Linked DNA regions of Mus musculus: region 2 is linked to region 1. Evidence: chromatin loops called from intact Hi-C (ENCODE). Cell type or tissue: gastrocnemius. All regions are shown on one strand.

Region 1 (5,000 bases):
TCCAATACTGTCTTGCTGAGCCACGGTCCATTAATTTCTTGCATCTAGCTGCCCAGCTCTCCACACTCTGTCTGTTAGGTTTTTATGAAGATTTCATTGCATAGGCATAATTGATTATGTCTTTGGCTACTGGTGATCAATATGACTACGACATCCCTCCCATCTCTGAAGGTTGAGTGATGGGGGTGAAAGTTCCACCCTCTGAGCATGCCGTGGTCTTCCCACCAAACAACCCTCAACTTGGAGCTATCTGGAGACTACCTGCATCAGGATACTTATTGTAGCATGCAAAAGAAATGATTTTAGAAAGCCTAAGGATTTTATAGGGAAATGGACCAACATCAGATATGTCTCGATATACATCTTCTGGAAGCAGTACTTTGAACTGTTGGACAAACATGGCTCTGAAATTTTCTATGGGGATGTTCAAATATTAAAAAATAGGAACAAGATCATTCTAGATCTTTTGTTCCAGGACTTGATTTTAAGGGTATATTTTTTAGGGGGCTGGCAAGATGGCTTAGTGGATATAAGCACTTGATGCTCTTCCAGAGGACCTCAGTTCAATTCCAAGCACCCACATGATCACAACTCTGGTTTGGGGGATCTGACACCCTCTGACCTCTGTGGGTACCAGGCACACAAATGGTAAACATATATTCATCCTAGGAAACACAAAAATAAAATTGATTGATAAATTTTGTTTTGTTTTTTGAAATAAGGTTTCTCTGTGTTTCTGGAACTTGATCTGTAAACCAGGCTGGCCTTAAACTCACAGAAATTCACCTGCCTTTGTCTCCTGAGTGCTAGAAAAATTTTTTAAAGAATGTATTTTTATTAAATTGCTTCCTTTAGCATCAACTTAGAAGTTTTTCTCATTAATTTCTTCAGCAGTATGTCTTGTAGATATTTCCATCTTGAGATGTGTAGATAGAGACAGACAGCTCATTTTATAAAATACAGAATAGACTAGTATATTTTATAGAAACAACAAAAATTAAATTTTATAGAACATAGATATTCTTTTTATATTCTTTTTTAAAACACATTTTATTTATCTTTTTATGTGTGACATGTTTATGTGTGTACATTTGTGTCAGTACAGGTTCAAGAGTGTCATGACAGACTTTTTTTTTAGCTTTTTTGTTTTGTTTTGTTTTTTCGAGACAGGGTTTCTCTGTATAGCCCTGCTGTCCTGGAACTCACTCTGTAGACCAGGCTGGCCTCTAACTCAGAAATCCGCCTGTCTCTGCCTCCCGAGTGCTGGGATTAAAGGTGTGCACCACCACGCCCGGCCCTTTTTAGCTGTTTTTAAAACGTTTTTAGGGCTGAAGAGACAGCTCAGCAGTTAAGAGCACTGACTGCTCTTCCAGAGGTCCTGAGTTCAATTCCCAGCAACCAACCACATGGTGGCTCACAACCATCTGTAATGGGATCACATGCCCTCTTCTGGTGTGTCTGAAGACAGCAACAGTGTACTCATATAAATAAAATAAATAATTCAAAAATAAATAAAAACATTCTTATTCTTTGAGAATTTCATATAAAACATTTTTTACCATATGCAGCCCCATCTTCCAACTTGTCCAGATTCATTTCTGCCTCCTACTCAACTTCATGTTCCACCCCCACACACACATACACAGACCCCTACCCCCTCGCCCCCCCCCCCCAGGCCCCTTTCTCGGCTCCTTGCCTCTCCTTTCTCCCTGTGCTGGAACTGCAAGTGGCCGTTACCACGCTGGGCTGAGCATTCTTTGTCAAGCTTCGCTTTGAACAGACTTAACAAACTCAACTATATGCTATTGGAATTAGAGTTTACTCGTTTTAGTGCCAGGAATCGAACCCAGGGCCTCGCACATGCTAGGTAAGCACTCTGCCACTAAGCCACATCCACAACCGTGTTCCTCTTTCAAAAGAGGAGCTCAGTGATGTGCCCAGGTGGCCTTAGCCTCCCATCAGACCGTAACCTCAAGGTCCTCCTGCCTCAGCCTCCTGAGTACAGGCCTGTGCTGCTGGCCTGGTGGTAATAATTAGCAATAATAAATGGCTTTCCAAGAAAACTACTAAACACCTGATCGAAGGTCTTTCATCATAGGCTCAGCAGAATTAGACTTGGAAGAAGTCTTCGGTAAATCCCTTTTTCAGAACCCAAGAACTAGGACAGGAAAGGTGGGGATACACGCCTCGCTGAATCTTCAGAAAGCCCCTCGAGGCGGGTTCAGCATCCCAGGCTGGGTAGGTCACCCTGATGTGTTAGATAGAATGTAGCTGCAGATACACAGGGTAAAGTAGTGGCTAGTGGGATGCCAGCCCGATCCTCATGGCTCAAGACTTGCAACTGAGTATCAGGAGTGTAGCCCTGTGTTCACACCTACCAGGAGCTAGCTCAGTCACAAATCTGTCCATGAGGAATCAGCCGAATACACAGGCATGACCAGGCCCTCCTAGCTGCTGAGGCCTGGCTAACAGCTGGGACAGATGAGCATCCGTGAGGAAAGGGTCACCAAGAGGAACAGAACTCCTCAGGGCTGCGGTACCCTCAGCAGGAGGATACCCTTGGGGCTGACTTCAGATGTGTCAGCCGAGTGAGAGTCCTGCCTCCCTACATGGGCTGCGTGAGTCTTCCAAGAGAGGAGAATGCTTTTCTAAATAGTCTGCCTTGAGTCCAGCCTAGGTAGACACAGGGGCTCTGGCCACTCTATTCCCTGGAAGAGACTGAGCGGCCTTAGTAAGGGGCGTTTCCTATGGCCTCTGCAGCAGTCCTACCAGATGTTGTGTTTGGAGAAGGATGTCAGTAAATTAAAAATGGGGGTCGCTGCAGTTACAAATTTAAGTCTAAATGGTTAGGGACTATTCCAGCCATCCTGGCTTATTTTTCTTTAAGTAAAACAATGTAGCGAGCGATAGTGTGTTCAACCACTAGAGGGCAGCATCAAATAAGCTATTGGTCTTTAGGGTTGGGTCTGCCTTATAGAAAAGTAGGTTCGCTTGTGTTTTAAGAAGTCGACAAACTGCCCTTGTTTGCCTGTCATGGAGGAGTTTCCACAGGCAAGCTTTTCCATGCTAACATCTGAGAAAGCCTAAGGCAAAGTAAAACAAGCCAGTGACTCAGGAGTTACACATGAAAACAAATGTATTATATCGTTCACATTTTATAGAAAAGTTTGACTGGGTGATTCACAGAGCTAGCTGGTGTGAAGCAGAATTGGATTAAAGGAACATGTTCTCTTTGTTTGTTTTGTTTGTTTTGTTTTGTTTTTCAAGACAAGGTTTCTCTGTATAGCCCTTGCTATCCTGCAACTCACTCTGTAGACCAAGCTGGCTTCAAACTCAGAGAGCCACCTGCCTCTGCTGGGATTAAAAGCGTGCACCACCGCCTGGCTAGGACCATGTTCTTTTTTTTTTTTTTTTTTTTTTTTTTTAAAATTTTTACTACTTTTATTTTTTTATTTTTTTTTTCCATTTTTTATTAGGTATTTAGCTCATTTACATTTCCAATGCTATACCAAAAGTCCCCCTTACCCACCCACCCCCACTCCCCTACCCACCCACTTCCCCCCTTTGGCCCTGGCGTTCCCCTGTACCGGGGCACACAAAGTCTGCGTGTCCAATGGGCCTCTCTTTCCAGTGATGGCCGACTAGGCCATCTTTTGATACATATGCAGCTAGAGTCAAGAGCTCAGGGGTACTGGTTAGTTCATAATGTTGTTCCACCTATAGGGTTGAAGATCCCTTTAGCTCCTTGGGTACTTTCTCTAGCTCCTCCATTGGGAGCCCTGTGATCCATCCATTAGCTGACTGTGAGCATCCACTTCTGTGTTTGCTAGGCCCCGGCATAGTCTCACAAGAGACAGCTACATCTGGGTCACAAGAGACAGCTACATCTGGGTCACAAGAGACAGCTACATCTGGGTCACAAGAGACAGCTACATCTGGGTCACAAGAGACAGCTAGGACCATGTTCTTAAGCAGGACACCGCATAATAGTCCCCTGAACAATCTGGGTCACTGTTAGGTTTCATGCTACCCAAACCTGATCACCATGGCTTAAGCAATAAAGTCATGTGTCAATCCTTTCAAATGGGTCCAGCATGCTCTCAGGATCTCAGATGCCTGCGGACGTCACACGGGCAGAACAGGGGCTCCTTGATTCCAAGGAAGCAGTGAGTTTATTAGGCACATTGCTGTTCCTGTCAAAGCTGCTTCAATTTAAGTGCATTAATTACTTTTCTATTGCTGAGATCAAGGTAATTTACACAAGGAAGAGTTTATTTGGGGTTTGTCTTAGTCAGGCTTTCTATTCCTGCACAAACATCATGACCAAGAAGCAAGGTGGGGAGGAAAGGGTTTATTCGGCTTACATTTTCCACATTGCTCTTCATCACCAAAGGAAGCCAGGACTGGAACTCAAGCAGGACAGAAAGCAGGAGCTGATGCAGAGGCAATGGACAGATGTTACTTACTGGCTTGCTCCCCCTGCCTTGCTCAACCTGCTCTCTTACAGGACCCAGGACAACCAGCCCAGGAATAGCACCACCCACAAGGGGACCTCCCACCCTTGATCACTAATTGAGAAAATACCTTAATTGAAAATACCTAGATCTCATGGAGGCATTTCCTCAAGGGAGGCTCCTTTCTCTGCGATAACTGCAGCTTGTGTCAAGTTGACACACAGAACCAGCCAGCACAGGTTCCAGGATGTTGGAGCAGAGGTCGCAGGCAGCAGGTGGCCATAACAACAGCCGAGGACTCATATCTTGAACTACAAACAGAAGGCAGACCGGGCAATCAGTAAGCTCACCACTGGCTTTTCAAATCTCAAAGCTTGCCCCTAGACACAACTCCTCCAACAAGACCACATCGCTTAATCCTTCCCAAACAGGTCCATCAACTGGGGACTGCATATTTAAACATACTAGCCTATGGGAGACAATCTAATTCAAGCCAGCACACTGAGGAAGAGTGGGTGCTAACAGAGCTAACAGTGAACATCCTTC
Region 2 (5,000 bases), 250 kb after region 1:
ATCACTTGAAACTACTCAGTGTGGTTTGCCAAAACTAATGCTAGGTTTTCAATTTTCAGGATTGACTTGTGGAATAATGAAAACCTAGTCCAAGATGTTTTCCTGGGAGAGATTAAGGTTCCTGTCAATGTGTTAAGAAGTGATTCCTTTCATCAAGCCTGGTAAGAAGACAGATACTCTAATGAACCAAATTTAATTCTCTTTAATAAAGAATATAAATATATGCTTGCTGGAAATAAGTAAAAAGTTACTGATATTAATTTGGTTATGAATTTGTTATTAGAGGAAAGATAAGTACTTTAATAGTTGTATCACTTGATCTGTGATACTGAGATAAAGAATTTAGTTGTCTAGGAATATTTTTCTGTTTAAGAATAAAATCTTGGGGCTGTAGAAATAGCTGAACTCTCTTCTCAGTTTGGACGGGGTTTCAGATCCTAGCACCTACCTCAGATCTCTCAAACAAAGGGCTTTAACTTTAGGTCTAAGGAATCCACTGGTCTCTTTGGTCTTGATGGGCACCTGTACATGGACACACACAAACACACACACACTAAAAATAAAGTCTTAAATCTAAGAAATGAGAAACATTAAGACATCGAATGAACCGCTCGTTGATGCTTGATCACATGTCATCATCTGCAGTTTGGATGCTTTTCGGTCAAAGAATTGTGGGTAGAAAGCAGAGGGCTTATTGAGAAGACACAGCAGTCTTCTGTGTGAGGCAGTGTATGATTTTCAGTTATCACACATTTACAAATGCAGATAACCTCGATGTGTTTTCTGAGTGTGGGGTATTGACTATAATGTCATTTGGCCTTTTCATGGCTCTAATAGTGATACTGAATTAATAACATTAATGTTAATAACCTTAATGTTTTGACATTAAATTCATACTTATTTCAATGTGAAACTTTTTCTCTATAGCCCTTAAAAACTAGTGTTTTCTGTCTCTTCGTGTGTCTGAGCCCATGTTTCTTCCTAGATTGATTGGTATGTAGGATCATGCTTTCTCAGTTGTTGGTGCTTGTTGATGCTGCTATGTGAGCATGTAGGTATGCTTACACTCATGCGCACATAGAGAACAGACTTGACACTGGATATGTTCACCAGTCACTCTCAGTTTCTGAAGAGAGGACTTCAGAACCAGGAGCTCACTGATTAGCTAGGCTGGGTGGGCAGTGAGCTCCAGGGACTGCCTGTCTTTTCCTGCCCCGTGCAAGGATTGCAGATGTGCACACCACTAAACCCAGCTTTTACATGGGTGCTGGGAACCTAAACTCGGATTCTCATGCTCTGCAGAGCAAGCACTTTATCAGCTGAGCCATTTCTCTGACCTCTGTCTCTTCCCTTTAAAGGTCACTTTTTAAAATGAAATGTAATATTTGTGCCTGCTTATTAAGTGTAATAGTCACTTGTATATACTGTGTAATGATCAAATCAGGATAGTCAGCATTTCCATCTCTCAAATACCATTTCCATGTTGGATGCTGGAGAATTAGACTGTGCTGAACCGTGACATCAGTTGTTACGGACCATAGTGAACCTGTTGGATTATAAACAGAGCTGCTACTCCCACGCTGCATTGAGAGCCCGTTCTAATAATAATACCTTTCTCTGATGATCTCCCCTCCTGCCTCTAGCAACTTACAGTCTTTGTTTTTATGTGGATCAACTTTAGTTTTCACAAAGGAATAAGAACTTGTGGCCTTTGTCTTTCTGTGCCTTACTTCACATGATAAAATGACCTCCAGTTCCAGATGGGTTACCATAAGTGATAGGATTTCACTCTTTAATAGCAAACCGTCTGTTGATGAGTAAATGAATTTAAATAACGTGGTCTGTACACACTGGGATGTTAACATAAGAACCGCTCTTTAGAACTCAGCTGCCTAGAAGAGGAGTTGGTGTTGACTGTTTAGGGGTTGGGTTTTTGTTTTTGTTTTTGTTTTTATTGTTTTAGTTTCTGAGACAGAATCTCACTATTTAACCTTGACTGGCCTAGATCTTACTATGAGGACCAGACTGTCCTTGAACTCAGAGATCCACCTGTCTTTGCCTTCTAAGTGCTGAGATCTAAGCTGTGCACACTCCAGCTGACCTAGGACTTAGACGTTTCTCTTTGGTCTCACTTGCCTTTAAAGGAGCCTGCCACCAGACAGTCCTCATTGGGATTCTGCTATTCCATAGCCTTCCTTAGAGAGACTGTATTTTAGACTAATTTTCAAATTTTATTTTTTAACTCTTCCAATGCAAATCTAAATGTATTAGTCTCTCTAAAAACATTTTGTGTGTTTTAATTTCTAAATGCATCCAGAGAAGGAGAAAAATGACTTTAATTGTTGAGAAAAATGTATTACCGTTTGCCTCCCCTGCCCCCATGTCATATTTCCTCCCTTCTCCATGAAAATTCCTGAACTCAGTTTTTAAGTCTTGAAAATAACATTCCATACCTTTAGTACAGAAGAAAAAATGAGTTGTTGTGTCTCCCAGGGGCCTCCACAATGAGCCTCAGACCTGCCCCCACAGTGTGACACAGTCTTTCCATATACTTTCAAATTTGACAGAACTTTCTACCTTGGCCAACTTGGAATATTAACAGACAATAAGTAACTTTATTTCAATTTCTTCTATCAATAGTATAAATACTTCATGTGCTCTTGAGTGCTGGTGTCTTTGAGGTCAGAGTCGTTGAATCCTCTGGAGCTGGAGTCACAGGTGATTTGTGGCTGCCTGATTTTGGTTGCTAAGAATTGAACTCGTTCTTTGTTTATGATCTCAACCATTGAGCTAGTTCTCTAGGCTCCAATAAAAATATTTTAATTTAAAGTAGTCTGTCAGAAGCATAAATGCTAAAATTTATGTAGCATAAAAGAGAAGAATCTGCTAATGTATATGAATTAATGTACATTGTATGGAAGTATAAAAATGTTAATGCCATTTTAATTGAAGATCTTGATCTCCTTTATCACTTATAGAGCTGTAGCATCCTCTAGTGGTATTAAAGATAACTGCACAAAACCTCATTCCATTCAGGCATAGTTATTTCTAACGTTGATATTGCAAAGGGTCATAATAACTTATTAGTAGGCAGTACTCTTGCTTTAAGTTTTTCTATTTTCTTTTTTCCAGTAATTTCCATTAGTATTTGCCTATTATATTGTATGTCTAAAAACTGGTTTTTGATGGTTTAGTTTTTTTAAGATTTCTATTTTATGTATATGAGTGTTTTGCTCTATGTATGTCTGTGTACTGCATGTATGCCTGGTGCTTGTGGGGGTCATCAGATGGTGTCAGATGCCCTGCCACAGGAATTAGAGATAGTTGTGAGCCAACATGTGGGTCCTCTACAGAAGCGGCAAGTGGTCTCCACTGCTGCATCATCTCTCCAGCTCTACTTCCTATTTAATTTTATTTGCAGATTATAATACAATGACTCATGCCACTTTCCCTTGCTTTCTAAGACGTCTTTTGTTGCCCTTATGTACATATTACTTTTATGTGTGTCCCTTGCGCGCGCAGCCTGTGAATGCCTGCAGGAATTGTTCTCTGTTTCCACCACTTGCCTTCTGGGTATTGAAGTAAAGGCATCTCTGTTTACCTTGAGTCGGTTCTTGGTGGTGGGGGAACCTGGGAGAATGAAACGGACTACAGTCTCGTGCTAGCCAGCCGCACTCAGAGCATCACACATTTCATACTCGGAGTGATTTACCTCCTTAACCTTGATTGTTTTTTAATTGGTGATAATTAGATTGGACGTTAGCATTGTCTTTTTTGTGTTGATATTAGCTAATTTTCATTTTGCCATGTGTAGATAATAGAACATAATTTGATTGTTTTTTTAAATAAGTTTTTTTTAATAGAAATTACACCATTCCTAGGTAAAAAGATGTAAAAGAGAATCCTGCCTCCTTCCCCAGTGCCACTTGCCTAGGTCCTATTTCTGAGCCAGCCTCTGTTCTCTAGATTCTGGGAATATTTTCTATATTCATAGGCAAATGCATGTATATATTTTCATTCGTTGTTTTGTTGTATTGAACCTGGGTTTCTGTGTGGCCTGGGAGTCATAATCTCCCAAGTGCACACACGACCACATGCCCACCTGTACTATGCCTGTATGTTTACTCAACAGTGTAGTAGAACACTATAGATAGGCGTTGACTCTTGATGGTGGTTTACAACTTATACTCTAGAATCAGACAGCCTTAATTCAGGTCCCATCCTCGCCAGTAACCACTTGCTCTGTGCTTCTTATTTCGTGGGCACAGTGAGGGCTGAATGTGCTGAGAACACAGTCCGCCCATGAGCTGCAGTCTGGCCCTGGCCCGTGGTTTCTTCTTCAGTAGCTCAGCTGTCTACTTATCCCGCTTGCTCGTTAACTCACTACCATCACGTGTAGTACCATCAGCTGTACTTTTACTTTAGGTACTTGCTACAGCCAAGAGACAATGGAAACAAATCATCTAAAACCGATGACCTGGGATCTCTTCTGTTAACTCTCTGCTATACAGAAGACTGCGTGCTTCCATCAGAGTACTATGGACCGCTGAAAACTTTGCTGCTAAAGTCACCAGATGTTCAGGTACTTTAAAAATCTTTTTTTTTCCCCAAGTGTTTTGTGATTTGTTCTGGATTTGTATATAGGTACAAAGCTTCAAGGGATAAACCCAGAAAAACGGTCAGCTTCATCCGTCCACATGTCGGAGGAGCCCTTGTGGTCAGCTCTGGGAACTACTTTAAAAATCTTATATGATCCCCAAGTGGGGCAGTCTCTGGATGGTCGTTCCTTCAGTCTCTGCTCTGAACTTGGTCAGACTGCCCCACTTGGGGATCCATGCCATAAACAAACCCAGGCACTATGGCAGATGCCAAAAAGAGCTTGCTGACAGGAGCCTGATATAGCTCTCTCCTGAGAGGCTCTGCCAGTGCCTGGCAAATACAGAAGTGGATACTCACAGTCATCCATTGGATGGAGCACAGGATCCACAATGAAGGAGCTA

Evidence for each region. Peaks named below come from ENCODE experiments on the same cell type or tissue, not always from the same donor. Only the 100,000 strongest peaks of a DNase experiment are listed, where the experiment ranks them.
Region 2: it touches region 1 in a loop (10-fold over the local background); 35 of 42 quality-filtered maps call a loop at or near these places.

Annotation. Positions count from the first base shown.
Region 1 is chr9:96,816,672-96,821,671 of GRCm38, reverse strand. No RefSeq gene overlaps it. Among named protein-coding and RNA genes, the nearest start is that of C430002N11Rik, 54 kb to the right of the region's middle. In gastrocnemius, a CTCF peak has its summit at 2,927 (motif pointing right); a DNase peak (open chromatin) is centred at 2,927; H3K27ac peaks cover 213 bases.
Region 2 is chr9:96,571,447-96,576,446 of GRCm38, reverse strand. Rasa2 (RAS p21 protein activator 2) reads left to right here. Exons shown (of 24, transcript NM_053268.2): 9 at 60-161; 10 at 4,426-4,582. Among named protein-coding and RNA genes, the nearest start is that of Gm28729, 49 kb to the right of the region's middle. In gastrocnemius, a CTCF peak has its summit at 3,006; no DNase peak of the experiment used is centred here.